Regions from separate parts of the Mus musculus genome. Here all the other regions are linked to region 1. A link is a loop called in an ENCODE intact Hi-C map of the cell type or tissue named here. Cell type or tissue: left cerebral cortex. All regions are shown on one strand. Each heading gives the region's core, and the rest is flanking DNA. Links, peaks and the distances in the headings are about the cores only.

What was found. Peaks named below come from ENCODE experiments on the same cell type or tissue, not always from the same donor. Only the 100,000 strongest peaks of a DNase experiment are listed, where the experiment ranks them.
Region 2: it touches region 1 in a loop (8-fold over the local background); 41 of 42 quality-filtered maps call a loop at or near these places.
Region 3: it touches region 1 in a loop (4-fold over the local background); 5 of 42 quality-filtered maps call a loop at or near these places.
Region 4: it touches region 1 in a loop (3-fold over the local background); 18 of 42 quality-filtered maps call a loop at or near these places.

Annotation. Positions count from the first base shown.
Region 1 is chr4:116,715,331-116,722,957 of GRCm38, forward strand. It overlaps Tesk2 (testis-specific kinase 2), which reads left to right and starts at 5,625. Exons shown (of 11, transcript NM_146151.4): 1 at 5,625-5,926. Ccdc163 (coiled-coil domain containing 163) reads left to right here. Exons shown (of 10, transcript NM_026714.3): 10 at 1-354. In left cerebral cortex, for the core only: CTCF peaks have their summits at 1,790 (motif pointing right) and 4,250 (motif pointing right); DNase peaks (open chromatin) are centred at 4,262 and 5,475; H3K4me3 peaks cover 1,510 bases; H3K27ac peaks cover 1,071 bases.
Region 2 is chr4:116,785,767-116,793,393 of GRCm38, forward strand. Tesk2 (testis-specific kinase 2) reads left to right here. Exons shown (of 11, transcript NM_146151.4): 5 at 6,322-6,468. Among named protein-coding and RNA genes, the nearest start is that of Toe1, 18 kb to the right of the region's middle. In left cerebral cortex, for the core only: CTCF peaks have their summits at 2,740 (motif pointing left) and 3,411 (motif pointing left); DNase peaks (open chromatin) are centred at 2,787 and 3,401; H3K4me3 peaks cover 242 bases; H3K27ac peaks cover 562 bases.
Region 3 is chr4:117,116,827-117,124,453 of GRCm38, forward strand. It overlaps Btbd19 (BTB (POZ) domain containing 19), which reads right to left. Exons shown (of 8, transcript NM_001384196.1): 2 at 7,113-7,314; 3 at 6,903-6,956; 4 at 5,393-5,452; 5 at 4,588-4,656; 6 at 4,372-4,503; 7 at 4,145-4,270; 8 at 2,393-4,035. The coding sequence ends at 3,901. Among named protein-coding and RNA genes, the nearest start is that of Btbd19, 5.0 kb to the right of the region's middle. In left cerebral cortex, for the core only: a CTCF peak has its summit at 4,506; DNase peaks (open chromatin) are centred at 3,775 and 4,429; H3K4me3 peaks cover 1,558 bases; H3K27ac peaks cover 1,926 bases.
Region 4 is chr4:116,987,357-116,994,983 of GRCm38, forward strand. Zswim5 (zinc finger SWIM-type containing 5) reads left to right here. Exons shown (of 14, transcript NM_001029912.2): 14 at 1-1,749. Urod (uroporphyrinogen decarboxylase) reads right to left here and starts at 7,057. Exons shown (of 10, transcript NM_009478.4): 1 at 6,975-7,057; 2 at 6,229-6,341; 3 at 6,032-6,111; 4 at 5,892-5,954; 5 at 5,470-5,667; 6 at 5,208-5,369; 7 at 4,265-4,402; 8 at 4,037-4,137; 9 at 3,876-3,942; 10 at 2,609-3,092. The coding sequence starts at 6,994. The coding sequence ends at 2,931. In left cerebral cortex, for the core only: a CTCF peak has its summit at 4,204 (motif pointing left); a DNase peak (open chromatin) is centred at 4,204; H3K4me3 peaks cover 294 bases.

The DNA.
Region 1 (7,627 bases), core at 1,427-6,426:
GGTGGGCACTAGATCCAGTCAGTCACACTGCTGGGAGGCTTACCCCAGCTTCTCCCTACCTCCTCACCCTCAGTAGCCCAGTCTGTATGTCTACAGTTCTGTTTCTCTGAAATCGAGTTGTCTTCAAAACAAACAAACAAAAGCCAACAAAACCAAAATCTCTATTTCTTATTTTGAGAAAGGATCTGTTTAAGTAGCCCTGGCTGTTCTGGGAACAGGCTCTCCTTGAACTCTCAGGGTTCTCCTGCCTCTGCCTCCCTAGTCCTGGCATCAAAGGTGGGCACTGCTACACCTAGCCAAGAAGTATTTTTTGCTATAACCTTCTTGAGGAAATAAAGAGTTCCATGATTCAAATTATACTATTTTTATTTTTAAACATTCTTTTATTACTTTATGTGTATGGGAATTCTGCCTGCACGTATGTCTATGCACCATCTGCGTGTAAGGTCCTGAGGGGTCAGAAGAAGGCATCAGATCCTCTTGAATTGGACTTATACACGATGGTGAGTTGCCATATAGATGCTGGCCATCAAAGAGTAGTAAGTGCTCCTAACCATTGGGCCATCTCTTTAGCTCCTTTTTAATTTTTTGAGGCAGGGTTTTCTTTTTTTAAGGAGATTTATTTTATTTATATGAATACACTGTAGCTGTCTTCTGACACACCAGAAGAGGGCATCGTATTCCATTACAGATGGTTATGAGCCACCATGTGGTTGCTGGGAATTGAACTCAGGACCTCTGGAGGAACTGTTAGTGCTCTTAACCACTGAGCCATCTCTCCAGCTCCTTGAGGCAGGATTTTATGTCACACAGATTGGCTTTGAGTGAAGTTGACTGTCTTAGTTACTTTCCTAATACTGTGATAAAATGCCACAACCAAGGCATCTCCTAGAGGGAGAGTTGTCTTGGGGCTTGTAATTTCACAGGGCCCAGCACCATCATGGTGAGATACATGTCAGCAGCTGGTGGGCTGGCACGACACGAGCAGAAGCCGAGATCACAACCATCTGAGACTACATCCCATCCACGAGCGGGAAGCACAGAGGGTGCACAGGGACTGGCAGATCTTTTGAAACTTTAATGACCCAGTGGCACACCTCCAATAAGACCATACCTCTAATCCTTCTGAAAGAGTACCAACAATTGAAGAACAAGTGTTGAAAATATGAGCCTATGGGGGGCACTTCTCATTTAAACCACCACAATGACCTTGAACTTTCTGATCCTCTTGCTAAAACCTAAATTCTAAAATTGGAGGTATATGCTGCCATACCTACTAGTCTGCTAGCTGGCTTGCTTGCTGCCACCCACCTGTCTTTTCCTTGCAATGGCAGGGATTATTGTACCCAGAGCCTCATTAAATGCTAAACAAGGGGGCTGGAGAGATGCCTCAGTGGTTAAAAGCATAGACTGCTCTTCCAGAGGTCCTAAGTTCAATTCCCAGCAACCACATGGTGGCTCACAACCATCTGTAATGAGATCTGACGCCCTCTGACACCCTCTTCTGGTGTGCATGAAGATAGAGACCGTGTATTCATATACATTAAAATAAATTTTAAAAAACATCTTTAAAAAATGCTAAACAAGTGGTAATGCTATACCTCTGGTCCATTTTTATTCAATTTCATTTAAAAAATGCCTTATACATATTTCATGTAGTTATCTGAAATAATTATAAATAAATAAAGGTTGTGGTATATACCTGTAATCCTACCACTAGGGAAGTGGAGACAAAAGGATCTGGAGGGTTTTTTTTTTATTATTTATTTTTATGTATATGAGTACATTGTCACTGTCTTCAGACTCACCAGAAGAGGGCACTGGATCACATTACAGATGGTTGTGAGCCACCATGTGGTTACTGGAATTGAACTCAGGACCTCTGGAAGAGCAGTCAGTGCTCTTAACCACTGAGCCACCTCCCCAGCCCAAGGATCTGGAGTTTGAGGCCAGCTTGGGCTGCATAAGACATCCCTGTGTCAAAACCAACAATAATGACAACAAAACAAATATGTCTTATGGTTAGCGGTTTAGTCCTTAGCTTACTTTTCTATTGCTGTGACAAAACACTAAAAGCAACTGGAGGAGGAAACGGTGAATTTTACCCATCGTTCAATCCTGAAGAGAAGTCAGGACAGGGACCTGGAGGCAGGAACTGACATGGAGGAAGGTAGCTTACTGGCTTTAAAAAAAAAAAAAGATTTATTTATTTTTTATTTATATGAGTACACTGCAGCTGTCTTCAGACACACACTAGAAGAGTGCATTGGATCCCATGTGGTTGCTGGGAATTGAACTCAAGATCTCTGGCATTGAAGGTCAGCTTTGCTTTCTGCTTTTCTGGACTTTATGTTCTAGGGGGTTCAAGATTTCCTAAGAATCAGCAGCATTTCAGAGACCTCATGAAGCCTCTGCCAGTGGTAACTGTAGACAAGAGATAATGCCATCCATCCACCAGTTAGGTCTTCGGATGCATTTGCTTAGAACTAAGATGTGCAGTCAGCTTATGGGAAGGTTCCAACTCTTAGTTCAGGCTGGCAAGAGGAGACAGTTATCTTAAAAAAAAAAAAATAGAAGGATGAGGTAGTAAAATGGGAGCTACTTTTAGTAATGGTATATTTAAATTTCTGGCCCAACTAATAGCCAACATTATGGGGAGAGGGCCTTGGACATTGAATAGTTATAGGGATATCTTCCACATTTTTTTGTTGGGGTGTGTGTGTGTACATGTGCGTGTGCACATGTGTGCGAGTGTGTGCACAGTTGCGTACATGTGTGTGTGCATGTGTGCATTTGCACCTGATTATTTTGAGCATGAGTATGTGGTGACCAGAGGCAGGGTCTCTCAGTGGGTATGATAGTGCACACCTTTAAGCCCAGCTCTTGGGAAGAGGCAGATGGATCTCTGAGTTCAAGACCATCTCTGAACTGTATAATAAGACCTTGTGCCGGGCAGTGGTGGCACATGCCTTTAATCCCAGCACTAGGGAGGCAGAGGCAGGCGAATTTCTGAGTTCGAGGCCTGCCTGGTCTACAGAGTGAGTTCCAGGACAGCCAGGGCTACACAGAGAAACCCTGTCTTGAAAAAGGACAAAAAAAAAAGACCTTGAGAGAGAGGGAAGGAGAGGAGAGGTTCTTTTTGCTTTTGTTTTATTTATTGTTATTTCATGTGAGTAAGTGCTTTGCTTTGCCTGCATGTGTGTCTGTACCACTGTGCTTGTCTGGTGCCTGCAGAGGCCAGGTGAGAGCACTGGATCCTCTGGAACTGGAGTTAACTAGAATCAGCATATATGTGCTGGGAATCGAACCAGGATCCTCTGCAAAAGCAGTCAGTGCTCTTACCTGCTGAGCCATCTCTTCAGCCCTGTTTTCATTTAGTATGTAGTATGTAGTATGCATTTACTTGGACTGACTCAGAACTCTGTAGCTCAGGTTGGCTTCAAACTTGTTTCCATCCTGCCTGAGTCTCCTGATTGCCAGGATTACAAGTGATACAGTGATATCATACTTAGCTTCAGACCCAGTTTTATTTTATTGATTTATTTTGGTGTGTATATGACAGAATCCTGTGTTGTCCAGGCTTGCTTTAGACTCTTTATATAGCCAAAGGTGGCCTTGTTCCTCCTGTCGCCACACCCCAGGTATTATAGGTATGTAGACCATACCTGGCTTGTTTGTGTACATTCATGCTACCGAGTACATGTTGGGATTAGGAGGCAGCTCTGGTGTTGGTCTTTGCCTCCCACCTTCCAGGAGTGCTGGGATGACAGACTCTTCCTCAGGTTTGCACGGTAACTACTTGAACCCTTGGTGTTGTTGTTTTTCCTCCTTCCTCTATTTAATAGTTTTTATTTTGAGGCCAGGTATCAAGTGTCCCAGGCTGGTCTAGACTCCATATCTAGCTGAGGATGACCTTGAACTCCTGAAATCCTGCCTCCACTTTCTGAATGGTGATTTGATAGGAGTGTGACACCACATCTGGGCGCCGTGCATACTAACACTGCCAAATGGACTGCATCTCCAGCCCCAAATTTAAAAAATTTTTGTTATTTAGATCCACATTTAACACAAGCCTTTTCGCCAAGCCTCTCTCTGTCTTTCACTGGGCAGATAATTTATCTGGCATGGTGGCATTAGCTCCGATTGCTACCAGTAGTATTTATCAACTGTTTGTATCAAGCTCTATGGGAGACACACTTGCAAGGGTGCCAAATCTTTCAACAGAAATGTTAAAGGACAACGGTGGAACAGTGGGTCTGAACTGCCACCAGGTGGCAGCACATAATTTATGTCAGAAAGATCCTGAACAGGCCAAGAGAACTGTGCCTGAGTACCTCCCTTCAGAGATTCTGTGAGCTAATTACTCTTCCTCAAACAATTCCCTGTTTAGGTTATGCTTCTGTTCAAGGATAAATCACACAGCATTTAAAATAAAAAGATAATTTTATTATTTAAACTCCACTCATGTTCAGCCTCTTGCAATTTTATTTCCTACTATACATTTTCATAAACTCAGCTGTCAGTAGCACTACATTCCATTGGTGTTATTATTTTCAGTGCTGGGAATTGAACCCTGGACCACATGGTACATTACCATTGCTTTCTGCCCCTAGTATTTATTTATTTATTTATTTTTTTTTGTTATTCGAGACAGGGTTTCTCTGTGCAGCCCTGGCTGTCTTGGAACTCACTCGGTAGACCAGGCTGGCCTCGAACTCAGAAATCCGCCTGCCTCTGCCTCCTGAGTGCTGGGATTAAAGGCGTGCGCCACCATGCTCGGCTCCTAGACATATTTTAATTATGTCTCACATGCTAAAGATTTCTGAAGGGAGGCCCCTAAACCGTTGGGAGTAAGACCTATATCCCACTGCTCTTATTCTTCTTTAGCAGTCTGTTCAGCTATAAAATTATGAACCCTTGAGATCCATGGCTATGGAAAGTGTGAGGAAATCTGTACCTGATGAACAGTTGGGTAGAATTGTTATTCCCTTCGAAGATCTTTCATATCTCTCCTTTCCATCTAGCTGGTGATACCAATCCTCTAAGCCTTCCCTGAATTCAATCTCTCCCTTTGGCATTTCGTTTAAGTTATACTTACTGCTCTTTCTCAAGTTGTTAGGAATTATGTGCTAATTTTAGCTTGTCAATATACTGCGTTCCTGCAGGACACTGCATTCGATCCAGCAGAACACCTTATTCAAAAGCCGCGCCAGTTTAGTGCTTGTTTAATTGGCTTAATTAATTTACCATTCGCTTCTGTTTGGGGGGGTTTGATTGGTCTCTCTTGTGTCCCGCCCTCTGAGACTCTTTAGACTAGGTTTTCCCCAAGGTGAATTCTCTCCGGTTCCGCTTTTTCAACACACTGTCCCCTCTGTTTTTAACTCCACTCTCTTCCTATTGGTTCCCTTCATCTTCTAAGAGTTGGCGCCGAGCGTTGCTGATTGGCTTTTCTGTACGCCCATTGTGCCCACCCTCGTACCACGTGGCATTCCTAACGTTAATTGGGCAACTCTATTAGCTCGTTTGTCAAAGGTTGACGATTGATTGGCTGCTCTGAGGGAGGCCTGAGGAGGGGGCGGAGCTCACGGGGCCCCGCCCCCAGCCCCCTGCCCCCCAGGCGTTTCAGACACTCACCGGCGGGGAGCCGAGAGTTTCCAGCTGCCTTCTCAGTCCCAGCGGTGATCCGCCTCCGGGCCCCGCCGAGTAGGCGGGGGAAAGCAGCTCAGACCGCAAGGCCATGGCAGTAGCCTCCAGCTCCTGCGCCGCCGCTGGCCCTGAGCAATCTCCGGCTTCTGCCCAAGGGACCCTCACCTCCTCCGCAGGCTAAACAGCCGCGGCCGGGAGCTGCTATGCTCGCTCTGGGCCGCTGCCTCCCTTACCCTCTGGCCGGCGCAGACGCCCCCTCCGCGGCTCAGTTGTGCCTCAGGTAACGTCGGGAGAGTGCCTGGGGACCAAGGCTCGGCATCCCTGCCCTGCGCGCAGCTTGGCTCATGGGTCGCTGAGCACTGGACAATCCGGTGCTGTACTTGAGATTCTCAAAGAAGCGGGGACTGTCTCTTGCCCCTCTCCCCCTTTCCTTCTCAGTTCCCTCCGGGTCCCGGGACAGTCCCCACCTCGTCTCAGGGGTCAAGAACCCATTGGACGTTATACTCAAAAGGGTTGTTTGTGTCTGACCTTCCTCACTTGTGAAGTTGTGGAATCCTTCACGTCCCGTTCCCCTACTGAGTGTGCCTCACTAGTCTCCGAGCCCCCTTCTCCCTCTGAGATCTGGATTCCCTCCGAAACGTGCTCATCTCTCCTAACCACCCTGACTCCTATCCTAAGAGACTTCTCTCCTTTTTATTCACGTTCTTACCCTTCATTTTGAAGAAGACTCTTATCTAAACTACGATTCTGATTTAGTTGGAAATAAAAGCCAGATTAGTCCAATTGAAAAACCTTTTAATTTAAACCTCTGAGAAAAACTTGTTAAAGAATTTGGACTTTATTTGTAGGCATACGGAGCCATTGAAGGTTGTAAGCAGGAGTTTGATATGGATTATCTCTGGAAAATGTGAAAGAAAGATTGAAAGTAAGACCGGAGGGCAGAAGGCCCAGGTAGTCAGGAGGCTGCTGTGTTTTGTGCGTGAGAAGAGGATGAATGGACTGGAATAGTTGTGGAAAATGAAGAGAATGGCATGAAATTCCAAGAATTTTAGAATAGAATTTAGAGGGTTTTTTGCTTTCTGCTTTTCTACATAAGGGCTTTCTCATTGGTTTATGGTATTGGGTTGGTGGTGCTAACAATGTAAAGAAGTAGATCTGAAGAATGATAAGTTGGGTTGTGGACAAGTTCAACCCGAGTTTTTCAAATAGAGGTGGAAAGTTGCTCATAGAACTGATTAAGTTAGGCTCTAAAGACATAAATTGGAATTAAATAGGAATACTTGAAACCTTAGCACCCCCTCGTAGTACTCCAGAAAGCGGAGAATTGGGCTGTGGACAGAGGCAGCATTGCTGAGGATAACAGACACTGAAGAGAGCTAGAACACTGTGGCAGTATCACAGAAGCCAAAGACAGTCTCCAGAAGGGAGGGGGATACCAGGCGCTTCCCAGGTCAAGCAGCAGGAGAGTGTGAAGCCACGAGTCTGGCAATTAGGAAGTGACTTGTTTTCTTTCAAAGGCAGTTTTGATAATCTGGTGGTTGTAATGCAGTGGTCAGCCCACGGATTTAGGAGTAAGTGGAAGGCAGGCGGCAGTGAGCAGCACATCTGCCTTCTTTCTCTCTTTTTCTGCTTGTTTGAGGGTAGGCCAGCCGGGAATTATGCGTGTTATCACACTAGACTGGTCTTATTTTTATTGTGATCAGTTATCTGTAGATAAATCAGCTTTCTCTGGAGGTTGACGGAACTGCGGTGAGTTTCTGACATGAGCGTTATAGCCATGGGAATCATCAGTGGGAAATAGCAAGGGTTTGTTGTTTTTAGGTTTATTTTTATTTTATGTGATGAGTGCTTCTTCTGTTGGTTTGGTTTCAGACAGAATCTCGCAGTGTAGCCCTGACTGATTTGGAACTCACTATGTGGATCATGCTGTATGGTGTGTAAGTGTGTGCCTGTGTGTATGTTTGTGCACATGTGTGAAGGT
Region 2 (7,627 bases), core at 1,166-6,165, 70 kb after region 1:
AAGAGTAATAGAAGATCATTGGATAGTTTAACACTGGAGTAGCTTTAGATTGGCATTCATTGCAGGAAGATTATTCTGGTGAGGTATATATTATATATAAATAAATAAATTTCCAGTGCTTGTGAGGCAGAGGCATAAATATTGCATGTTCAAGGCCAGCTTGGGCTACCATGCCTTCTAGATGTGATCTGGATTGAACTGTGAACTAATCTTAAGTGTTTTCACGTAATAGATTTTTCAGTCTTTGTTTGGTTAAATGGATAGAATGTACAGATGTTCTCAGAACAGTCCTGCTACTTAGATGGCCATAAGTGACTTCGGCCACACAGCTGCCAGCATTTACCCCCTTGAATAAGTGCTCTGGGTTTAGGCCAGATGAGTATATTTGTTGAAAAGTAGAAACGAATTCAAGAGTCTGAAAGGAAAGAGCTGGGCTGGTGGCATATGTTCTTAATCCCAGCACTCAAGAGGCAGAGGCAGGTGGATCTCTGTGAGTTCTAGGCCAGTCTGGTCTAGAAAGTGAGTTACTGGACAGCCAGGGCTATACAGAGACACCCTGTCTAAAAACAAAAAAACAAAGAGTAGTCTTAGAGCTCTCTGGTGTAGCTCTGTTAGTAGAATGACTATTAATCAGCTAAGCCCTGGGTTTGATCTAAGAAGCTCATAAAACTGGCTATGGTGAGCTGCCTTAACTCCAGCATTTAGGAAGCAGAGACAGAATATCTCTGTGAAGTTCTGGCTAGACAGGGATATATAGTGAGACTTTGTCTCAAACAAACAAGCAAGCAAACAAACAACAACAAAATGAGAAAACCAAAAAAACCAAACTAGGTATGGTAGTGCATACCTATATAATCCAGTACTTAGAAGGCAGAGGCCAGTAGATAGATCTCCATGAATTTGTGACTAGCCAGGGCTACCTGATGAGATCCTATTTCAAAAAGCTCAAAGCAAGGACCCGGGTTCAGTTCCAAGCACCCATACCAGGCTGCCTGTCATTCCAGCTCCAGGGGGATCTGATGCCCTCTTGTGGCCTTCATGGGGACCTGCATTCATTTTCACAAAAACAGATATACACATATAAATCAAAATAAAACAAACAAAAAGTTTAGATTATTTCTAAAAATTAACAAAACAAAACAAAACAAAACAAAAAAAAACCCAGGGTCTCCCTAGCTAACCTGGAACTCACAGAGATTTGCCTGCCTCTGCCTCCTTAGTGCTGGGATTAAAAGTGCACACTAGGACTGGAGAGATGGCTCAGTGGTGCTCCTTCCAAGGTCCTGAGTTCAAATCCCAGCAACCACATGGTGGCTCACAACCATCCATAATGAAATTTGACATCTCATCTGGTGCATCTGAAGACAGCTACAGCGTGCTTAGATATAATAATAAATAAGTCTTTAAAAAAAAGTGCACACTACTGTACCCTGACCATTAGTTTCATTCTTTTGAGAAAGGGTATTGCTGTGATGCAAAGGATGGTTTTAAATTCATAGGCTCAAGTGTTCCTCCAGCCTCAGCCTATGGAGTAGTGTGGGACAGACAGGCAGATTGTCATCATTATTGTTGTTTGACATACATACGGTATCACTATGTAGCTCTTGGTTAGCCTGGAACCCTTAGATCAGGTTGGCTTTGAATTTACAGGGTTTACCCTTATTATCCAAGCACCACCAAAGACAATCCCTCAATACTAGTACACTGGGTATTAGCTTTTCTTTCTTTCTTTCTTTCTTTCTTTCTTTCTTTCTTTCTTTCGTTCTTTCTTTCGTTCTTTCCTTTTTTGGGGGGGTATTAGCTTTTCATTTGTTTGGTTTATAAAGACAAGGTCTCACTATGAAGCTCTGCCTATCCTGGAACATAGACCAGGCTATCCTTGAACTCAGAGATCTCCCTACCTCTGCTTCCCAAGAGCTGAGACTAAATGTGTGCACCACTATGCCTGGCTTCACTGAAGTTTTTTTTTTTTTTTTTTTAAACAGCTCTTCAAAGATAGTAAATTCAGAGATCAGCTGAAAAGAAGCAGGTTTTGGTATAGATAAAATTGACATATGTATCATTTAGCAGTTACTGGACATTTAACTGAAATACATATAACTCTCACTTGAGAGGTAAGGCAAGAAGATCAAGAATTCAAATTAATTCTCAGCTGTCTGGCAAATCTGAAGTAGCCTAGGCTGGAGAGATCCTGCCTCAAAAAAAAAATTAAAATGTTAAAAGTTCTGTAAGGTATTTAAGTATCTTGTCAGTATTGGCTTGTTCCATAGGAGAACCCAAGGGGATTTGCCTGTGAAAAATTGAATGCACAGCATGTGTGATTCCCGTCCAGGGAAGCTGACCAGGCCAATACAGCTGTTCTTGGCTTTCTTGCAGAGGGATTTGTTCAGAGGCTGCACAGCTGAGTCTGCACTGGGAGTTGCTTATGGGGAAGTGAACGTTCCTGCTAATGGGGCACACAGTGTTTAGCAACCTAGAAATCTTCCTTGTTGGCAGATCTTAAACTTCCTTGCTTCATACATGCATGCATGGGTCTTGAGACATCGAGAAGTTGTGGTTTTTGAGGGCTCATGGGCTTATAAGCCCCACCAGCGAGTTCTCCAGCATCAGGCAAGGCAAATGGACTGTGGAAAAAAATAAATTCTTTTTTGTTTCCCTCCCTGGATCTCATTTCTACTTTTCCATCCTGCCGAGGGAAGCCAGAGTCTGTTAGTCACTGAGTCCTCGTCCTGCCTCCTCTTCTCTCTGCTCCCCCTTCTGGCTGTGGATTTACTTTTTCCCTCCCTCTCGTCCTGCCTTTCTTTTTAAACAGGATCCTTCTATGTCATTCATGCTGGCTTTGGATCTTATCTTGCCTTAGCCTCCCAAGTATTACAAGTATAAACTTGAGCCACCACACCCAGCTAAGGTGACTTTCTTGGGTGTTGACACATATTTGTAAATATGTGTTTCTCTGAACCAAAACCAAGAGTCTTACCATGACCAGGCCTTCAGAAAATACAAATACACATAGTCTTAGTTTCTTCTGCCTGACATTCAGCCATGTATGTAATGTGAGTGGTTCCTGAAGATGAGCCTTCCATGCCATGCTGCCACCATGTCAAAGAAGTGAACTGTTTCTTTAGATGTTTAGCTTTTAGATGTTTTGCCGGCACGATCAGTCCCATTTCTTTTCAGTCTAGGCACTTCTGGTCTGAATTTGGGCAGATTCACCCAGAGTGAGAAGTTGTGGTGTTAATGCTTTCCGTATACCGCTGTAAGATTTCCAAGGTGGATCACAAAGAGGGTTAAGCAGGCTAACAGGCTTTCCTTATGAGAAATTATTTTCAGCTGTTCTTTCTGCCTTGCCAAGCCTGCTCTGCTTCCTATAGGAGATCTGATGATGCTCTGTACGGTGCTGCCCCCTACTGGTTCTTTTTGATGCTTCTGTCACCATGTTCTTTTAAACAAACAAAAAGATTGTGAGTTAGGCAGGTCAGGTATGCCTACCTGGTATATGGGGAAATTGAAGCACAACTGGCCTTACTTGTTGATTTGTTTTTCCAAAATGAAACCATTCATAGAAGGCATAATTGAACTAAAATTCAATTTAAATCTCTTGTCTGTTTTACCATTAGTACTCTAGTCCTTGATAAGTTCAGTATCATATTCTAAAAATTAAGGTACTCACTTGTAGAATTCATCCTTTTTTTTTCTCCATTGGAAAGAGGATGGAGATAATGGATCTTGAAAGGGTTGAGTAAATTCTTTTTAAAAGATTGATTTATTCATCTATTTTACCTCTATGAGTGTTGTGTCTCTATACCAGAAGAGAGCATCAGATACAGATGCAACATGTGGTTCCTGGGTATTGAACTCAGGATCTCTGGACGAGAAGTCAAGTGTCCCTAACCACTAAGCCATCTCTCCAGCCCAAGTGAATTCATTTTTGAGTTCCTGTCCTGCGTGGCGTTCTCTCATTCAAATGCTATGACCACTGACTCCTTGTATAATGCATGTAGTTGTAGAAAGATGTACTCTGGAGCCAGACTCTATAATCTGCCTGATTCTGCCTTTAATATAATAGAATAATCTGAACCTTTAAATGTCAAACTCTGAAACTGGGAACACCTTTGATCCCAAACATTTCAGAAGAGGGATGCTCAGCCCATGTGGATCTATCTTGTAGGATTGTTGTGTAGATTAAATGAAATAAGGCATATAAAAATTTTAGAGATTGATGGCTCAGTGATTAAGAGCACTGACTGCTCATCCAGAGGTTCTGAGTTCAATTCCCAGCAACCACATGGTGGCTCACAACCATCTGCAATGGGATCCGATGCCCTCTTCAGGTATGTCTCAAGACAGCTATAGTGTACTCATATAAATAAAATAAATAAATCTTTAAAAGAAAAAACATACAAAAAAAAATAGAGCAAGCAAAAAAGTATATTTACGTATAGACCACAACAACCAACTTTCTTTTTTTTTTTCAGTTTATTGATTTTTATTTTATGTGTAGTATGCCTGCATGTATGTTTGTGTGAGGCTGTCAGATCTTTGAGTTACATACAGGTGTGAGCTGCCATGTGGGTGCTGAGAACTAAACCCAGGTCCTCTGGAAGAGCAGTCAGAGCTCTCAACCTCGGAACCATATCTCCAGCCCCAACAACAAAATTTTCATTGAATATTTATACATAATGCCTATACAACATTTAACACTCCTAAAGGGTTTTTTGTGTTTGTTTTAAAAGATTTATTTATTTTATGCATATGAGTAGACTGTCGATGTCTTCAGACACACCAGAAGAGGGCATCTGATCACATTAAGGATGGTTGGGAGCCACCATCTGGTTGCTGGGAATTGAACTCAGGACTTCTGGAACAGCAGTCAGTGCTCCTAACTGCTGAGCCAGCTCTCCAGCCCCCCCCCCTCCCTTTTTGATCTTTAGAATCTTACTGTGTAACACAGTCAGGCCCAAAACTTACAGAGATCTGCCTTCCAAGTGGTGGAATTAAAGACATATACCAACACACCTAGCTACTTTTCCAGACTTTAAAAAAAAAAATCATCGGGCTGGTGAGATGGCTCAGCAGTTAAGAGTGCCGACTGCTCTTCCAAAGGTCCTGAGTTCAAATCCCAGTGACTGCTCTTCCAAAGGTCCCAAGTTCAAATCCTAGCAACCACATGGTGGCTCACAACCATCCATAACAAAAATCTGATGCCTTCTTCTGGAGTGTCTGAAAGACAGCTACAGTGTATACACATATAATAAATAAATAAATAAATCTTAAGAAAAAAAAAGAATTGAGAAACCATCAACTACAAGCCAAGTTCAAAGTCAACTAGTGTGACAAGACACCCAGACTCTAAAAATAAATAAAATATTAAAAAAAAATCATCACAGGGGACTGAGAGTTGGTTCAGAAGTTAAGAGCACTTGCTCTTGCAGAGAGGCCAGGTTCAGTTCCCCCTACTTACATGGTGTCTCACAACCACCCGTAACTCCAGTTCCAGGAGCTTCAACAGTTCTGATATCTAAAAGTATCAGGCACACAGGTGTGCACATACATACATATAGGCAACACACACAAAGCTGCTTTTTTTTAATTAAAAAATAATCACACAGCTGGGTGTGATGGCATATACTTGTACTACCAAGTTGGGGAGGGGGATCCTGAGCTCAAGGCTAGCCTGGGTTGTATGGTGAGGCTAGTTCCAAACAAATAAAAGTGCAAAAACCCCTCCCCAAGCAGTGCTTCAAGGATATGCAGGAATAATGGAGAAGAGCAGGTTTCCTGGAAGAACATTCTTTAGTTCTTCCACAGCCCTGTCTCCTGCTCGGCCCACTTAGGTCTTGACCTCTGAGCTGGAGCTGAAGTGGCCTGGTTGCAAATGGGCATTTTTTTCCCAAGCATCTTATTTGGTGTATACAGCTTTTTGATACAGTTGGCCTCTTCCTTTTTGACTATTCTCTTCCTCTAGTTTCTATGGTGACATTTTGGCATGGTTTTTGTTTGTTTGTTTGTTTGTTGTTTTGCTTTTAGACAGGGTCTCACTTTTAAGAGCACTGACTGCTCTTCCAGAGGTCCTGAGTTCAATTCTCAGCAACCACTTGGTGGCTCACAACCATTTGTAATGGGATTCGATGCCCTCATCTGGTGTGTCTAAAGATAGCGACAGTGTAGTGTACTCACATATATAAAATAAATAAACCTTTAATTAAAAAATAAAGAAAAGAAAAGAACAAATTTAGTTTTCAGGTATTCCCTCTTCCTGTTTTTACCACCAGCGCAAACCTTTTTGATAAGTCCTGACTGGGCTTTCTTTCTCTTTCACAGTATATCAACTCTGGGAACCTGGAGCAGCTGCTGGACAGTGACTTGTATTTACCGTGGACTGTGAGAGTGAAACTGGCCTATGACATAGCAGTGGGCCTCAGCTACCTTCACTTCAAAGGCATTTTCCATCGGGACCTCACATCAAAGGTGTGAAGGCTTTGCTTTCATAACTGTTGAGGAGCACAGGGGTAAAAACAAAAAAAAAAACAAAAAAACAAAAAAAAACCTGTGCTTATTAAGAAATCTAGAACTATGGGGAATCTCTGTTTTAGATTTCACTTTTAATCAAAACATAACTCAGTATTTCTAAAGATTAGCTATAACAGTTAACCTTTAGAAAGCATCTACCTGGACTAAGACTCTTAGTTGGGAGGGTGCTTGCTTAGTCTGAACAAAGATTTGATCTCTAGCACTAGATAGTTTAAGCAGGAGGATCAAAAGTTTATGATCAATCTCAGCTACATAGAGTTCAAGGCCAGCCTGGGTTATTTAGATCATCTCTAACAATCAAAACCAAATCGGCCTCCGGCTGCTCAGAGCAGCCACTTTGAGTGTGGAGGCAGGCAACACCCACATCTCGAGAGCCTTTACATTTGCATTTAGTGCCCTGAATGTATGCTGTAGGAGCTGCGTAAAGCTTCAGCACAACTGTGTAGTCCAATCCGTTTTCTCTCCCGAGTTCCCTGAGAGTCAAGGGAACGCATGTTTGGCGTGCAGGGTGGGTCACTGTGTGCTGACCCATTTTCTATTGTGTGATTGAGTTTCTACCTTCCTGCCAGGTCTTCTTTGATGTTAGCTGGTCACTGTAGTATTGTTTTGTTGTCCAGATTGCTGTGTGACCAGGCTAGAAAAGTGTTTCTTTCAGAGAAATTTGGCCTTGTTACAAAGCAGGAACTGAAGGACTAAATGTCCCAGGATACTTCCATGACAAGACTCCCCCCCCCCCCCCCCCCCGGTATCCCCCTGAAACAGAGCTTTTCTGTGTGTAGTCCTGGCTGTTCAGGAACTTAATCTGTAGATCAGCTCGCCTTGAACTCAGAGATCTGCCTGCCTCTGCCTCCTGGGATTGAAGGTATGCGCCACCACTGCCTGGGTCCGTGACAAGGCTTTTAAAATTATTTGAACTAATGGAAGGACTGTACAGCCACCTAGCTTATGTAGTATGATGCCTGCCCAAGAGCCACATTCAAGTCTTCTAAGGTTTGTTAGAGGGTTTGTTTTGTTTTGAGGGTTTAGTTTTATACGTATGGATATTTGCCTACATGTATGTGTCTGTACTATGTGCATGTGTATGCAGGGACCAGAA
Region 3 (7,627 bases), core at 1,666-6,665, 400 kb after region 1:
CCAGGAATGATCCCACCCACGTGCACTGCCGCCTCACACCTCCCACACAGAGGCTGGAACACCATAGTCCAACCAAACATTACACACACAAAGCACACTGCAGCTAAACCAATACTAAAATGCCTTAAAATAATTGAGATTATGCCAGGCAGTGGTGGCACACACCTTTAATTCCAGCACTTGGGAGGCAGAGGCAGGTGGATTTCTGAGTTTGAGGCCAGCCTGGCCTACAGAGTGAGTTCCAGGACAGCCAGGGTTATACAGAGAAACCCTGTCTTGAAAAAACCAAAAAGACTAGCTGGCATGGTGAGGAAGACCTGCAATTTCAGCATTTATGTGGTAGGATTAGAGGTTGTCCTCTACTATGTGGGTTTGGGATTAACCTCAGCCACATGAAATGCTGTCTTTTTTTTTAACATTTTATTTGGTGTTTGGGATGGCATACGGTGTACTGGTGTGTGTTGGTGTGCTATGTTTCTAGTGTGAAGGTCAGAGTCAGCTTTCCTACCACATGGGTCCTGTGGATTGAATTCAGGTTATCAGGCTTGGTGGTAGACACCTTGATCTACTGACACCATCTCAGCAACACAAAAATTGTCTTCTAAAAAATGAAAAGCCAGCGGTGGCACCTGCCTTTAATCCCAGCACTTGAGAGGCAGAGGCAGGCACATCTCTGTGAGTTCCAGGCTATTCTGAGCTACAGAGTTTCAGGATAGCCTGAGCTACACAGAGAAACCGGGCTTGAAAAACAATACAACGAATAAATAAATAGGGGATGGAGAGATGGCTCAGAGATTAAGAGCACTGTCTGTTCTTCCAAAGGTCCTGAGTTCAAATCCCAGCAACCACACGGTGGCTCACAACCATCCGTAATATGATCTGATGCCCTCTTCTGGGGTGTCTGAAGACAGCTACAGTGTCTACCAAATAGTAAATCTTTTAAATAAATAAACGAATCTGTATGACACATTGATGGAAACTTTAGGTGGCCAAGGTTACCACAGACCAAAGAGCAGCATTTCAACCACAGATGCTGTCAGTGTCCTGGGCCCTTCTGTTGGTTAGAAACTAGGAACTTGTACATTTCAAAAGATTTGCCTAATAGTCACAAAGATGTGATGTCACCTTCGGAGGACAATAAATGGCTCTTGTGGGGGCCAAAGATGTTCCAAGATAAAATGGCTCTAGATTTGGAGCATTCCAACCGCCCCACATCATGTGGTCCTGATCACTTAATCAGCCTCGCAGAAGGCGCGGTTCCTTTCAGAAACATTGTTCACAGCTGTGTTGAAAGTTTTTACCCTGATTGCATGATCAGTGTGGTCCTGAAGAATGAAGGTGTCACTAAGCAAGTCCAGTCAGAGCTGAACCCCCAGGCACAGTCAGCCTTGGCCACTGATCTCATCTAGCCTGGGGTGAGAAGTTCCATACTTGTAAAGTCAGCTCAACCTGCGTAGCACCTAGCCCTACTTTACCTTCTGGCTTAGCAGCCTTTCACGGCTCCCTAGTCCTTAGCTTAAACTCAATCCCTTTCCAAGCTCCACTAGGGCTAGCCTCCACTGCCAAACACAGCCTTCTAAAAACACACCACACTTCTGGACAAGAATACTTCACTAATATTTGTATCACCATAACTTTGAACGTGTCATTTCTTCTGCCTAGGACCTGTTTTGTCTGTTTGTTTGTTTCTGAAACAGGGCTTCTCTGTGTAGCTTTGGGTGTTCTGGAACTCTGTAGACAAGGCTGGTCTAGAACTCAGAGATCTGCCTACCTTTACCTCCCGAGTGCTCAGATAAAAGGTGTGCACCCACCCCCATGGCCTGGCTCTACATAGAGTCTTCCTCGACTTCCTTTGTCCTAACCCCAAGCCATCCTTCAAGAAGAACTGGATGCTACTGAGTGTAGCAGCTCACACTGGTAATGTCACTGGTATCCTCGGAAGGCTGAAACAGGAGAACTGCTATGAGTTTAAGACCAGCCTGTGAGTTCAAGGCCAGCCTGGTGGATGTAGTGATTTCAACAATCAGGGCTAAACAGAGAGACCCTTTCTCAAAATCCAAGAAAATAAAAAAAGTAGCAGAGATGAGACCTGCACAAGGGGTAGTAATACGGCTCCTGTGTGGTCCGGCTACTGCCTGAGAGCTGTCCTGTGCTGCTCAGTCTAAATGGGGTGCTCTGCCCCTCTCTGAAAACAAAACAGTAACATTAGAAGCAACAATTTACCAAACCCAGACCCTAGGAGGGAAGACAGAGCTAGGTCCCAGTCAAGCAATTGTCAAGAGAACCAGGGAGAACAGTGGCTGCGGTCCAGGGTTCCACTCGGTCAGTTCTGTTTACCAACATTCCCAAAGTTGATTTACCAAACCAGAAACTTGAATGCTGACATTAAAGCTGTGTAACATCATGCTCAGTTTATTTTTTGAAACAGGTCTCACCTTGTAACTAACCTAGGCTAGCCTCAAACTGCTGATCCTCCTCCGTCCACTTCCCAAGTGCTGACATTTACCTATGTATGCCGCCATGCTATGCTTGCCTCGCAGAACACATGTCCAGAAGACAGCCTGCATGAACAAAAGCTTTCTATCCTCAAGGAAAAGGATGGGTGCTTTAAAGCAATCTGAAGACTCTCCAAGCTCCCAAAAATAATTTAGAGGCCGGGCGTGGTGGTGCACGCCTTTAATCCCAGCACTCAGGAGGCAGAGGCAGGCGGATTTCTGAGTTTGAGGCCAGCCTGGTCTACAAAGTGAGTTCCAGGACAGCCAGGGCTACACAGAGAAACCCTGTCTCAAAAAAACCAAAAAAATAAAATAAAATAAAATAATAATAATTTCAAAAGCCTTTTCATCACAATACAGCAAAGCTAATGGAAGCGCAGTATTAGTACAGATTAGTACATGGCTTCTAAAGTTGATGTAAAGGAAGCAAAAGCATGGAACAGGCAAGCAAGCAGCAAATTACTTTCAGTGTTCATGATCCAAAGAAGGGTGCCAGGAGTGGTCCCACTGGGCAGCCACCTTTTCCATCTTGACAGAATACAAATATTCATCTTTAATTCATAAGCAATATATTTTTATGTAAAGCCAGAATTAGGAGCGATAGTACACGCCTTTAATCTCTGTACCAGGGAGGCAGAGGCAGTCGGAGCGCAGTGAGTTCAAAGCTAGTCTGTCCTAAATAGCTCTAGGTCAGATGGGGTTACAGTGAGAGATTGTCGACAACCCATCCCACCCCCCAATAATTCTGGAACTCCCAAACGCAGAGTTTAGGATTGCTAAATCTCAAGGAAATTTTGTAGGCTGTCCTGGAAAGCAGTATGGACGTTAAAGGGCTCAGGAGGAAAAGCTTGACAATCAAAGCGATGGGACCATCATAGGGATGGATACTGTCCCCTGACAGAGAAAGGAGTGAGGGGCACTGGCTAGGGTAACAGCAGAAGAGACCCTAGAAGGGAGAAAAGGCATGAGGTAGGCAAGAATGAGGTCCGGGTTCCAGATCCGCACAAAAGATTAACACTATTTCCAGGGTTGGGAAAGATGGTGAGAAGCTCGAATTTGCGCTGAGCCTGAAGCTGATTTGTTAAAGAGGATGAGCTACATAGAGATCGCGTCATCCGAGTAGAGGGGCGTAGAGGAATGATCGACTTGCAGAATGCCGCATGAGCTTATGCAACAAAGGCCACCCTCGTTTCCGGTCTCAGGACATCACCCAAGCCACAACTTTGGGCCCATTGCGCAATCCCTACTCTTCCACAGAGGCTTAGGTTTCACTCTAGACGCAGAGCGGTCCTTCCCGTATCCGGCGGCTGAGCTTGCTGGGAGCGGAAGCCCACCTCCAACGCAGAGCACCTCGGGAGCTGTAGTTTGGGATGTAGTCAACTTCCTGGGAAGGTCCGGAAGTGGATCATTTGAAACGAAGGTCCAGAAAGCGATGGTGATCCCGGGGCCGGGTACCCCTCCGCCGGCGGCACGGCGCGCTCCGGGCCGCATCTCCTCTCCGTAGGGCGTGACACTTCCATGCCTCCACAATCTGTTCAACCTGTAGGGGAAAGCGGGTCACCACGCAGACCGAAGTCCCAAGCCTCCCGCCCTTGCTCCTCGTTCCCACGTGGCAGAGTGGATCTGAGTTTGGTTACTGGCGTCCGCACCGGGATGAGCGGTTCCCGTCGGTTCTGCTCTTCCAGGGCGCTTAGCTCCGCCGGGGCAAGCAAAGCCAGTCTCAGCTCTCGGACCACTGGAGCTGCCACCTCAGCCACGGGTTGCTCTAACACCGCCTGTGGAAGCGAGCCTTGAGCACGTGCCTGCTGCCCGCTTACAGAGTTCCCGTGGCCTGCACCGTTTCGGTGTCCTCGCCCTCCCCCCAGGTCCCACTCACGGCGCCCACGCGTGCCCAGCTTCGGGCTGCCTGGACTAGCTCAGTCTCATCCACGCAGAGCTTGTCACTGCGTAGCACAGGCAGCAGCGCGGTGGCGGACAGCTCCAGAAAGCCACGGGTGCGGAGCGCCTCCTATGGGCCGGTGTGTCGGTCAGGGCAGAGAAAAAATGGCATGGGGGGGCTACAAGTTACAAGTATAAGGATGGGGAGTTGTACCTGGCTGTGAGCTTCTATAAAGGCTATGCACCGCTCCTGTAGTGACCCCAGGCCAAAGGTTACAGCAACCTGAGAGCAGAGTATGATTAGGCTAGAGACTGAAGAAGCTGGATAACCCAGATTTGCACACAAGGTACTGCCACTGAGCACAATCTAAACAGAAGGCTAGCAGCACCTGCAGTGTCTCCTGAAAGTAGGCAAAGTGCCTTGTGCAGAGCACACAGGTGTGGGGTAGAGGAGACCATGTTCAGGTCTTTCAAACTCCATCTTTGAGCCCAAGCTTGGCTTCTAAACTCCACACCCCCACCTTTCTACTATCCATGTTTAGAATTGTTTTGTTGTTGTTTTTCAAGACAGAGTTTCTCTAGGTAACCTTGGTTGTCATGGAACTCACTCTGTAGTCCAAGCTGGCCTTGAACTCAGAGATCTACCTGCCTCTGCTTGGATTAAAGGCATGCACCACCATCTTTCAACCTCTTTTTTCCCACTCTTAATAGATCACTATGTAGCCCTGGCAGGTCTCGAACTCTGGCTTCTGCTTTCCAAGTACTGGAGTTAAAGGTGTGTGTCATCACACCTGCCTTTCCCAGCCTATTCGTCCTACATATGACCTTACTGATATACTCTGTACCCTACAGATCTGAGCACAGGCAGAATTTCTTTCATAAGCATATCCTTGAGCACATATTGTTCTTTAACAGACAGACCAGTCCGGGCTTCTGACGGAGGAGGCCATTCTATAGGCCATTGGAGGACCACATTCTAAACATCAGATTCATCCACAGGGCTGCTCATCAGTACTCACCTGCAGAGCCTCACAGACCAGCTCCACATCCAACACCTTCACCACAAACTCCAGGCAGAGCTGGGGACAGAAATGAAGCGACCTGTGTGCCGGTGTCAAGACTCCAAGTCCTATCCCAGAAACAATGGAGCTTGGAGCAATGACTCATTCAGACTCCCAGCAGCCCCAGCGCCACCTTGAGCGCCCAGATTTGGAAAACAGATGCAATTGTTCAGACCTGTAATTTAGCAAGCCCAGAGGGCCTGGAGGCCAGCAAAGCACCTTCTGGTACACTTGTCTCTGGTAAAACTCATCCAAAAACTCCAGTCTCTTCCTCCAAAAAGGCACTGGGCAGTGCCAGCTGTCCCTTCTCAGGGCCACCTACCTCTTGTGGACTGCCATTTCCTCCTCGGCCACACCCTCTGGATTTCTGCACTGATCTGACAGGCCCTTTCCTTTCCCTCTTCTCTCAGTCCCTTTCCCTTGCCAAAAACTTTCAATGAATCTCCACTATCCTTGCGTCAAAAGTCCAGGGAAGGAAGAGTTGAGACAGGGTCTTGCTGTGTAGCCCTGGCTGGCTTAGAACTCACTCTGTGGACAAGGTTAGCCCTGAGCTTAGAATTATCCTCCTCTATTCTGCCTACTGGGTGCTGGATATATAGGTACATACCACCACCACACCTGGCTGGTGCTAGGAATTAAACCCAGAGCCTATAGTATGCTAGGCAAGTGCTCTGCCACTGACCTACACTCCCAGCCTAAAGCCCCGATTCTTTTTTTTTTTTTTTTCCTTTTTTTGGACAGAGTTTCTCTGTGTAGCCCTGGCTGTCCTGGAACTCACTCTGTAGATCAGGCTGGCCTTGAACTCAGAAATCTGCCTGCCTCTGCCTCCCAAGTGCTGGGATTAAAGGCGGGCACCACCAACGCCCGGCAAGTCCCGATTCTTGAAGCACCTGTGTGAATCAGCTTCCTGGTACCCTTCCCAGCTCACCCCACACCCAAGTTCCCAGTCCACCACACAGCTAAGGAGTTCCTTGAGTGTCCTGTGACTGTAATGTCATCTTCCCACCCCTGAACAAAACCCTATTTGTTCTTCCAGCTCTGACACAAAGGTTTCCTTCTCCAAGAATCTCTCTCCACACATCAGCTGTTTGCCCATCACACTTAGACCCCTACTTTTAAGTCTAGGGTTTTGAGACTCTTACTCTGTAGCTCAGGCTAGCCTGGAACTCCTTAGGTAGTTCAGGCTGGCCTTAACCTTGCCATCCTCCCTAAGCCAGAAGCACAAAGCCTCCATATATGTTAAGCATTTTCATGTCTCTCCTTCCATTCAATCATGGGCCAAAGCCAATTCACCGTTGCACTGAAGAACCAGCCATAAATACTTCCTGTGCTCACTCAGCACACACTGAGCATGTACAGATCCTGTGTACACAGAGAGCTATCATACTCTGTGTGAGAAGGTCAGACTATGAAGGAGACGATGAACTGAAAGGCAAGGGAGACAAGATGGCTTGCCTGAGACACTCACCTCTCGAAGTTCCTCCAGCCCATATTCCACAGCTGTTGTCAGCACCTCCAGCACCTGCGGGGGGGGGGGGGGGGCGAGGAGGGAGAGGGGAGTGGCTGAGGGAGCAGAAGGGAGTTTCCCCCACCCCTCAACCCACAGCATAATGGGCATCCTTCTGACTCGGGCATCCTCATCTTCTCTCCCACCCAGACCTCTGCTTGGTAGGCTCACAGAGTGTTGGTGCAGCTTGACACTGTTGGTGTATAGGAACTCCAGCACAGCTAAGAAGGCTTCGGCAGGCACAGTGCTTAGCACCACAGGACTAGGTACCCCAGGGCCCAAAAGTCTCTGGAAGAAGTTACATCTACAGGCCAACAAGCACCGGTGGGCAAATACCTCTTGCCGTTCTTGACCAACCACAAAGCAAATATCACTGTGGAAGAGAGGGAGGGCCAGGGGAGGGGATCTCAGACCTAGATCACACTGTTGGCTTTACCTCTGTCACACTAGGGCTTCTTTTTGTGTGAGGTCAAAGCCTACATCTGGAAGACACAAGCCTGTGCTCTAGTCTCAGTTCCACTCGGTGACTTTATATCTTTGACTCTAAGACTTTTCAGCCATGATGGCAGGTCTCAAGGGAGTGGACTATGCTTGGTTCACAGGGGGCGGGGGGATGGGGGGGTAGGGGGATAGCAGAGCTCATGCAAGCCAGGTTGATGTCTCCCCAGTCTGAATCTTGGGGGAGA
Region 4 (7,627 bases), core at 1,372-6,371, 270 kb after region 1:
GGCAGCCTGAGCTTCCAGGTCAGGACAAGGACTCTGAAACATCTGTCTACCCTGAGAGGACTCAGTACCACAGACCTAAGGATGGGAAGAGTCTGACATTCGCCAGTATTCCTGCCTTGGCAAGCTTCTCACTCCAGCTCTACAGTTCCTGAGGAGCTGGACCCTGCAGACCGGTCAGAAGCCCCCCCACAACATGTCACCTCACGCCCCTATATCCTGCGTGTCCTGGCCATTGGCCCCACTCCCTTGGCAAACACAGAACACTGTTCCGTCTCAGGGATTGCTTAACCAGAGAAAACAGAAGCATTTATGGTACTGTAAATACTATAGTATATGTGTCGTCAAGCATTGTAAAGCTGTAACTATTTATAATTCCGACTCTGATTTGACGGGCACTTAAAGTAGCTGTGGGTGGGAGAATAGGCTTGTTTTCTGAGGAGACTCACAACCATTTCTCAGGTTTCCCGTACAGAGTATATGCTGTTGGCAGTGGATAAGTGGGGGCGGCAGGGAGAAAAATGGACAGTTAAAATCCAAGTCTTATATGTCAGAAACTGTGGCCTGAAGATAGGACACCTAGCCTAATGGTCATTGAGGGGCAGAGGTCAAGAGTGGCTTAGATATTTGTCTCACAACGTTGTGAACACAGAAGCTCCGGCCTCTGCCTCACACACTCCAGGAGCCTGATGAACACCTGAATAACAAGTGCAGGGAGAAGACGAAGGTCCAGGAAGCCGCTGAGCTTACAAGATACATCTGCTCTGGTCACCTTTATGTTAGAGAATCTGCTCTCATCTCCAGTGTGTATGTGTGTATGAACATGTGTCTGTGTACAAAGATACACGTGTGCATGCCTGTGTCAGTTCTGTTAATTGTGTGACATGTGTTAGACTGGGTTTCATTTGTGAGTGATAACACATACCTAAGTGTTAAGTGTACTCATGTCTTCATGTTTAGTGTATGTGTGTATCTAGGCTCACACGGGTACCTATGTGTAAACATGTTTGTCTCTGAAGGTATGCCTGCTGACCATGATGTGTCTTTATGCGAGTGGTCTCTACGTGTAGTCTGTCAGTGTCTTCACACTTGAGGCTCTGCATGAGTGTGCCTTCCGCCAACTCTCTCTTGCCCATCCGTCCCTTAGTCTCTTGCTAGCTGAGCACTGTTATGCATCCTGTGCCTCCTCTGTTTACCTTCTCTCAGCAAACACGTTTCTAAGCACGTGTCCCTCTGCTCTTAAGACTGGCCACTTTTGCTCCATAGTTCTTTTTTTACACAAACGTGTTTTCTTCCTCCAACTCTCTACCTCAAACTTCCTCTGCCTACTCTCATCATAATCTCATTGGTAGCTCACTCGGAGGCTGAGGCTGGTATTCCTTTAGCCTTGCCCTTCCTAGTTTCTAGTTCTAGCGGATAAGCCCCATCTTAGCCCATGCTGACCTCCACAGTGTATCACGTTTGTACTACTTCATGACCCCTATGCTTAGCCTGGAATTATAGGAGGTAGCAAGGGCATTCAGAAGACTCAGTTGGATACAGGTGTCTTCGGTGTTTACTGTTTTGTCTTAGTTCCTGAGTTGGGTGGGGTTTGATAGGGAAGGGGTGGTGTAGTTAGAGAATGAACTGAGGACCTTTCTGTCTGACTGACTTTATTTTTCTCTTTGAAACCTACTTGTCATCTTTTTTATTCCAAGCTGACCAGTAAGTTGTATTCGCTGTTCGTGGCTACTAATAAATGTGTTACTGTCCAGCCAAGGGCCCCTACACTGTCTCAGCCCAATGGGTTGGCAAAAAAAGGAGAAGCCACTCCCATTTCTGTATCATGATTGCCCTTTTTTAGCAAGTATGTGAACTCAGTGCTTTTCTATGAATAAATCATGGCTCACAGAAATGATTTTTCTAAAAGCAGAAATTGTGTTCTCTCAGTAAATGAGGCCCTTCTCTCCTTTGATGGGACAGGGAGCTGGTTGGGCCTAAACAGAGATGTAATGACCAGTTGGAAGATTCCTCACATCACACCCATGCCCATAGCTCTAAGGCACCCCGAGACTCTGACCTAGGAAACAGTACTCTCCTAATACCACACGGTGATCAGGGCACAAGAGTCTGAGAACACCAGTGGGTATTCTCAGAAGATGGTGCACAGTGAACTTAAAGGCCAGAGGACCCTTTGGCTTCAGAGACCTTTTTGCCTAAGGCTACGATCTTAAGCAACTAAGCTCTGTATGTTTCTGCCCTCCCATACGACGGCATCAAAACTGAAGTCTCCTTAGTTCCTGTTTCCTTTAGCTCCTCTTTCCCTCCTGAACTCTGAAGTGTTTTAGCATCTTCTGTGCCCCCTTTTGAGCTGCTTCTCCTTCCTTCAGAGACACACAGCCCTGTGTTACAGGGACCCTGACCCTTGTCTATAAATGCCATAGCTCCAACTACCTGGAAAGCTGTACCTATTATCATGTCACTCCTGAGCTCGCATGGCTGTTAGCATATCGGTAGTGTGAGCCTGGTGTTAATGCTGTAGTGTGTGCTCACGTCTTCCCTGATACCTGAGCCCCAGACTGGGGGAGACTATGCAGAGGAAGCATAACAAAAGGAACAAAGGAGCCGGGCTGCTGGTACCGCCTTTAATTCCAGCACTTGAGAGGCAGGTAGGTGGATCTTTGTGAGTTTGAGGTCGTGTGTGTGTGTGTGTGTGTGTGTGTGTGTGTGTGTGTGTGTGTGTGTGTGTGTGAGAGAGAGAGAGAGAGAGAGAGAGAGAGAGAGAGAGAGAGAGAGAAACGGGGGGGGGCTGGGCAGGAAAGGAGGGGGCTTCAGAAAGAACTGAGGATCAGGACATAAGCCTTTACAAAAGAACATGCTAGACTCCAACTCTGGAAGTTTTATTCTCCTGGAAACAATCTCTGTTGGTGGCACTTGAGCAGAAAGGCATGTACTCAATTCTGTCGAAGCAGGCGTGAATGTTTGTGTACAGCATCCACAAAGGCTCCTACACGTTCTGGGTCCATGTCAGGGTAAAGCCCATGCCCTAGGTTGGCAATGTAGCGTTGAGGCCCAAAGTCATCCAGCATTTGCTGCACCAGCCGACCGATCTCTTCCTAGAGAACCAAGAGGGTACTGTCTACAGGAGAGGCCAGCAAAGCTGCATCCTCCCTCCACACACATGCACAGGAGTGCTTCTACACAGTGTGACTGTCATTAACAACGTATCAGACTCCTCATATGTCCCAAACATTAAGAAAATAGAAGTGGGGAGCCTGTGAGGTGACTCAGCAGGTCAGGTGCTTGCTATGCAACCTCTGATGACCTCCGTTCAATCACTAGGACCCGTACAAAGGTAGAAGAAGAAAACTGACTCCACAAAGTTGTCCTAGACCTCCTCATATGCACCATAGATACAGACCCAACACACAATAATAAAAAATAAATATTTCCAAAAAATACAAATGAGAGCTGGGTGTGATGGGGTATATCCATAATCCTAGCACTTTAGGGGAGAGAGGCAGGAACCTCAAGTTCCTGGCCAACCTCAGCAATACAGTGAGGTTGAGGCTAACCTGGGCTACATGAGACTCTGTCTCAAAACAGGGAGGCAGGGTTAGGAACTTAACTCAGTGGTAGAAAGCCTGCCCAGCAAGCAAGCACAAGGTTCTGGGTTGGGTCCTTAGCTTCAAGGAGTGTCCGTGGGTGGGACAGACAAATGGACAGCCACAAAAATAAAATTTAAATTGTAAAAATGTCCTGCTTTCTTAGAGTTTACATTGTGTGTACAGAACTGAGGAAAGGAGAGACAGGTACAATAAACCATACACATGTGATTCCCAACTATTGCACAGTACACAGAGAAAACTTTGTACACTTATGTTGGACCCAATTATTACCTCAGATGCATACAAGGCACAGGGATCCAGGTTCCCCTGCAGGGTCACTGCCTTCCCGACACGTTCCCTGGAAGCAGAGCCATTGCCACAGTCTCGCTGCATTATTTGGGGATTTTACCTCCTCCACCTCAGCCTCTCCTGCCCACTCCTCTGTCACTCACCGGGCTTTCTTTGGAGCCACTGTCCAGTCAAGTCCAACTACCTCATAGCCAGCCTGGGCCAGCTCTTCCAGGGCAAAATGTCCATCCTTAGCAAAGATGATCTGGAGAGAAAGAGCAGATCGCTGATGCTAAGCCTTTCTCGGGTGCACTTTTGCTGCCCTCCAGTGGTGATTTCAGTTTATGCAGGCTGAGTGCTGCAACCTTCACTCCACCTGTCCCAGTCCTCACCATGGGCACTGGTGCCAGGCCTGCCTTCTGCAACCCAGCCTTCACTCGCTTGGCCACATCACGAATGTAGGGCAGTGCAAACTTGCTGAAGAGCTCGGTGCCAAGATGTCCTGCGTGGGACTCAAAGAGCTGCAATGCCTATAAACAGGTGACAAGAAAAACACACAAAGAGGAAGTACCTCAGGCTCCATAGACACATGATATCTTAATTCTCCTCAGGTGACTTTAAACCCTGACACATTCCCTGAGGCACAACAAGTTTTGCCTTAAAAGAAAAAATAGAAACCAGCAGCGGTTGTGCACACCTTTAATCCCAGCACTTGGGAAGCAGAGGTAGGGGGACCTGTGAGTTTGTGAGTTTGAGGCCAGCCTAGTCTACAGATTGAGTTTCAGGACAACCAAGGATACACAGAAAGAAAAGAAAAAAGAAAAGAAAAGAGAAAAGAGAAAAAAGAAAAGAGAGAGAAAGAAAGAGAGAGGGGCAGGCAGTGGTGCACATGATTTTAACCCGAGCACTGGGGAGGCAGAAACAGGTGAATCAAAAATAATAATAACAATAAAGTTTTACCTTCTCCAGACCCTCAGACCTTAAAGCCCTGCTGACAGTCTCAGGAAGGGCTAAGAATCTACATGGTTCTCAACCTGTGGGTCACAACCCCTTCTGGGTGGAATGACCCTCTCTCAGGGGTCGCATATCAGATCTCCTGTATACCAGATATTTACATTACAATTTACAACAGTAGGAAAAGTACAGCTATGAATTAGCAACAAAATCATTTTATAGTTGGGGGTCACCACACCATGAGGAACTGTATTAAAGGGTCACAGTATTAGGAAGGTTGAAAACCACTTAGATACTCTAACCAGATCATTGGAGGAAAAGTAACATCCCTGCTTTCTCCAGTTTGGGAAACCATTTACCTATTTGTCCCTAAAGACTCACCTGAGCACCAGCAGCCACTTGTCCTATTAGGTATGGGACCAGAACATCAGTGAGTATGCCAAGCAGCTTGTGACTGGCCTGTGGCCTTTGGTAGAGCCATCGTTTGGCCTGAGCCATGGTGCTTGAACTGCCGCCTTCAACCATGTATGTCATTAGGGTCCACTACAAAAAGATGAGGACGGCAGACACAGGATCCCTTGTCTATTCCAGACCTAGGAGCCTGACCTCTCCATGCTCCCATCCACACCCCTGGCCGCATTACCGGAGCACCAGCAAAGCCAATTAGTGGCACACGTCCGGCCAGCCGTTGTCGAGTAAGGGTGATGGCTTGGAACACATAGCCTAACTCTGAAGCCGCTGCTGCTGGATCCCGTAGACGCTCTAAGTCCCGCTCTTCTCTTAATGGCTCTGGAAAGCTGGGTCCTTTGCCAGGTACCATGGTCACCTCCATGCCCAATGCCTTAAGGGGGATAAAATATATGGGTACACAGCCTGGAACTCAGAGGTTTCTGTTCAACGTATGCAACAAAGAAAAGACTAAAACCTCCTGCAAACTCCATCCCTAGCGTTTGCCGCTTCCCCGTTATGTATTTAAACCTGACAAGACAGAGGATTTCCAATGAGTGCCTTCCTCCCTCTCCCCTCTTTTTTTAAAGTCCACAATCCAGGATCAGGATTGAGTACCTGGGGTACAACAAGGATGTCAGAGAAAATTATGGCAGCATCCAGAGGAAACCTTCGTAGTGGCTGCAGGGAATAGCAAGTAGGTTAGTAAGGAGACACACTGGGGGCATGAACCCCACCCTGGTTCGTGGGGCCCTCACCTGTAGAGTCAGTTCACAGCAAGCCTCGGGAGATCGGCAGGTGCTGAAGAAGTCCTGGGCAGCCCTGGTTTCCCTAAACTCTACAAGGGGAGATGGAGGACAGGACTCAGCCACAAGGTCTTCCAAAGTTACTATCTTCTCCTATCTTCACCATCTAGAATTTCAGGTTTTATCTAGACCACAGCTTTGCCCCTGACCTGGTAAGTAGCGGCCTGCCTGTCTCATGCACCAAACGGGAGTATAGTCTGTTTCCTCTCCCCAGGCTGCTCTCAGGAACGTGTCATTCTTCAGCTCCGGGAAATTCTGGAGTCTGGAGATCAGGTGAAAGGTACAGGTAGGAGTAAATGTCATTATGCTAGACTGGGATTCGGGGAGGGCACCGGTCCAGTCAGGCCGTTATCTGCCTACTCCAGACCAGCTTGCAAACCATGGCTCCCCGCCCACCGCCTCCCCTCTATCAAGTGGCGCACAAGCTCCCAGGAGGAGGGCCCCACTAGGGCCTCTTTCCTACACATTTGTCCACTTTCCCAAACTCAAAGAAACTGGAGGGACTAGAGAAGTGGAATGAAGATCCAGTAAGGGGATTAGGGGAAAGGAGTTAATTTGGGGAACCGAGCGGCAAGCATGAGAAGCTGGGATCCCCAAAACGAGAAAGGATCAAAGCTGATGGTCCCAGGTGCTAGTTAGAAGTTCTGAGTCACCTCGAAAGAAAGTCTCGGGACGCAGTCCCGCACGGTAGTCCCTGGAATGGAGACTGCGGGAAGAGGGGGGGGCAGGGAGCGGGAAAGGTTCTGTTCCATGACTGCAAGATTTGGAATCTCAGCGACTTGGGTTCAGACTTGGAGAGCTCCAATAAAAATAAGAGTTTAAGGACATATCCCTGAATTGGAAGACTCGGATCAGAAAGTAACGTAGCCACAAGCGCGTGCAGCAGAAAACTCACCCGAACCCGTTCGCCTCCATGGTAAACAGTAACTGAGCGGTCTCCGCTTTAATCTGAGGCTCCGCCCCGACACCCCAGTCCCCGCCCCTTCCTGAAGAGAACCCTGGGCGGCGCCATATTGAGAACCACGTGACCGATCCAGTGACAGCTGTGGGGCTGCCCTCCCTGCTGCCCGTAGGACCCAAACAATTTTTTACCGTAAAGTCCACTGTTGCGACGCAGTAGCAAATGCCCCAAAGAAATGACTTCCCAATACATGTTAAAACTTTTCTCATCTGTGGTATAGAAGACTTAGTACAAGCCTCGCTCTCACTCCAGTCCATGAGTCTCACAATGTCGTCTAGCTGTATAGAAACCGAAGATTTTAGGCTCTACATTTACACTACTAACCAATTTGTAGAAGTGGTAAGAGTGCTGAGCAGGACAGGAACTGCTCTAGCAATCGTCTAGGAAGCCAAAATCGCATTTAAGTGGGCAACGATTATTAGTCTCCTGGAATTAGAAACAACAAATAGCATCTATCCAGAACGATTGTACATTCCTATCAGTGACTGGAAAAGGGGTCATTCTACCAAACATTTTAGTCACACGCCCCCTAGGATAGTTGAACAATTTTTATAAGATTTCTCAAGCCTGGTGTGGTGGCTCACGCT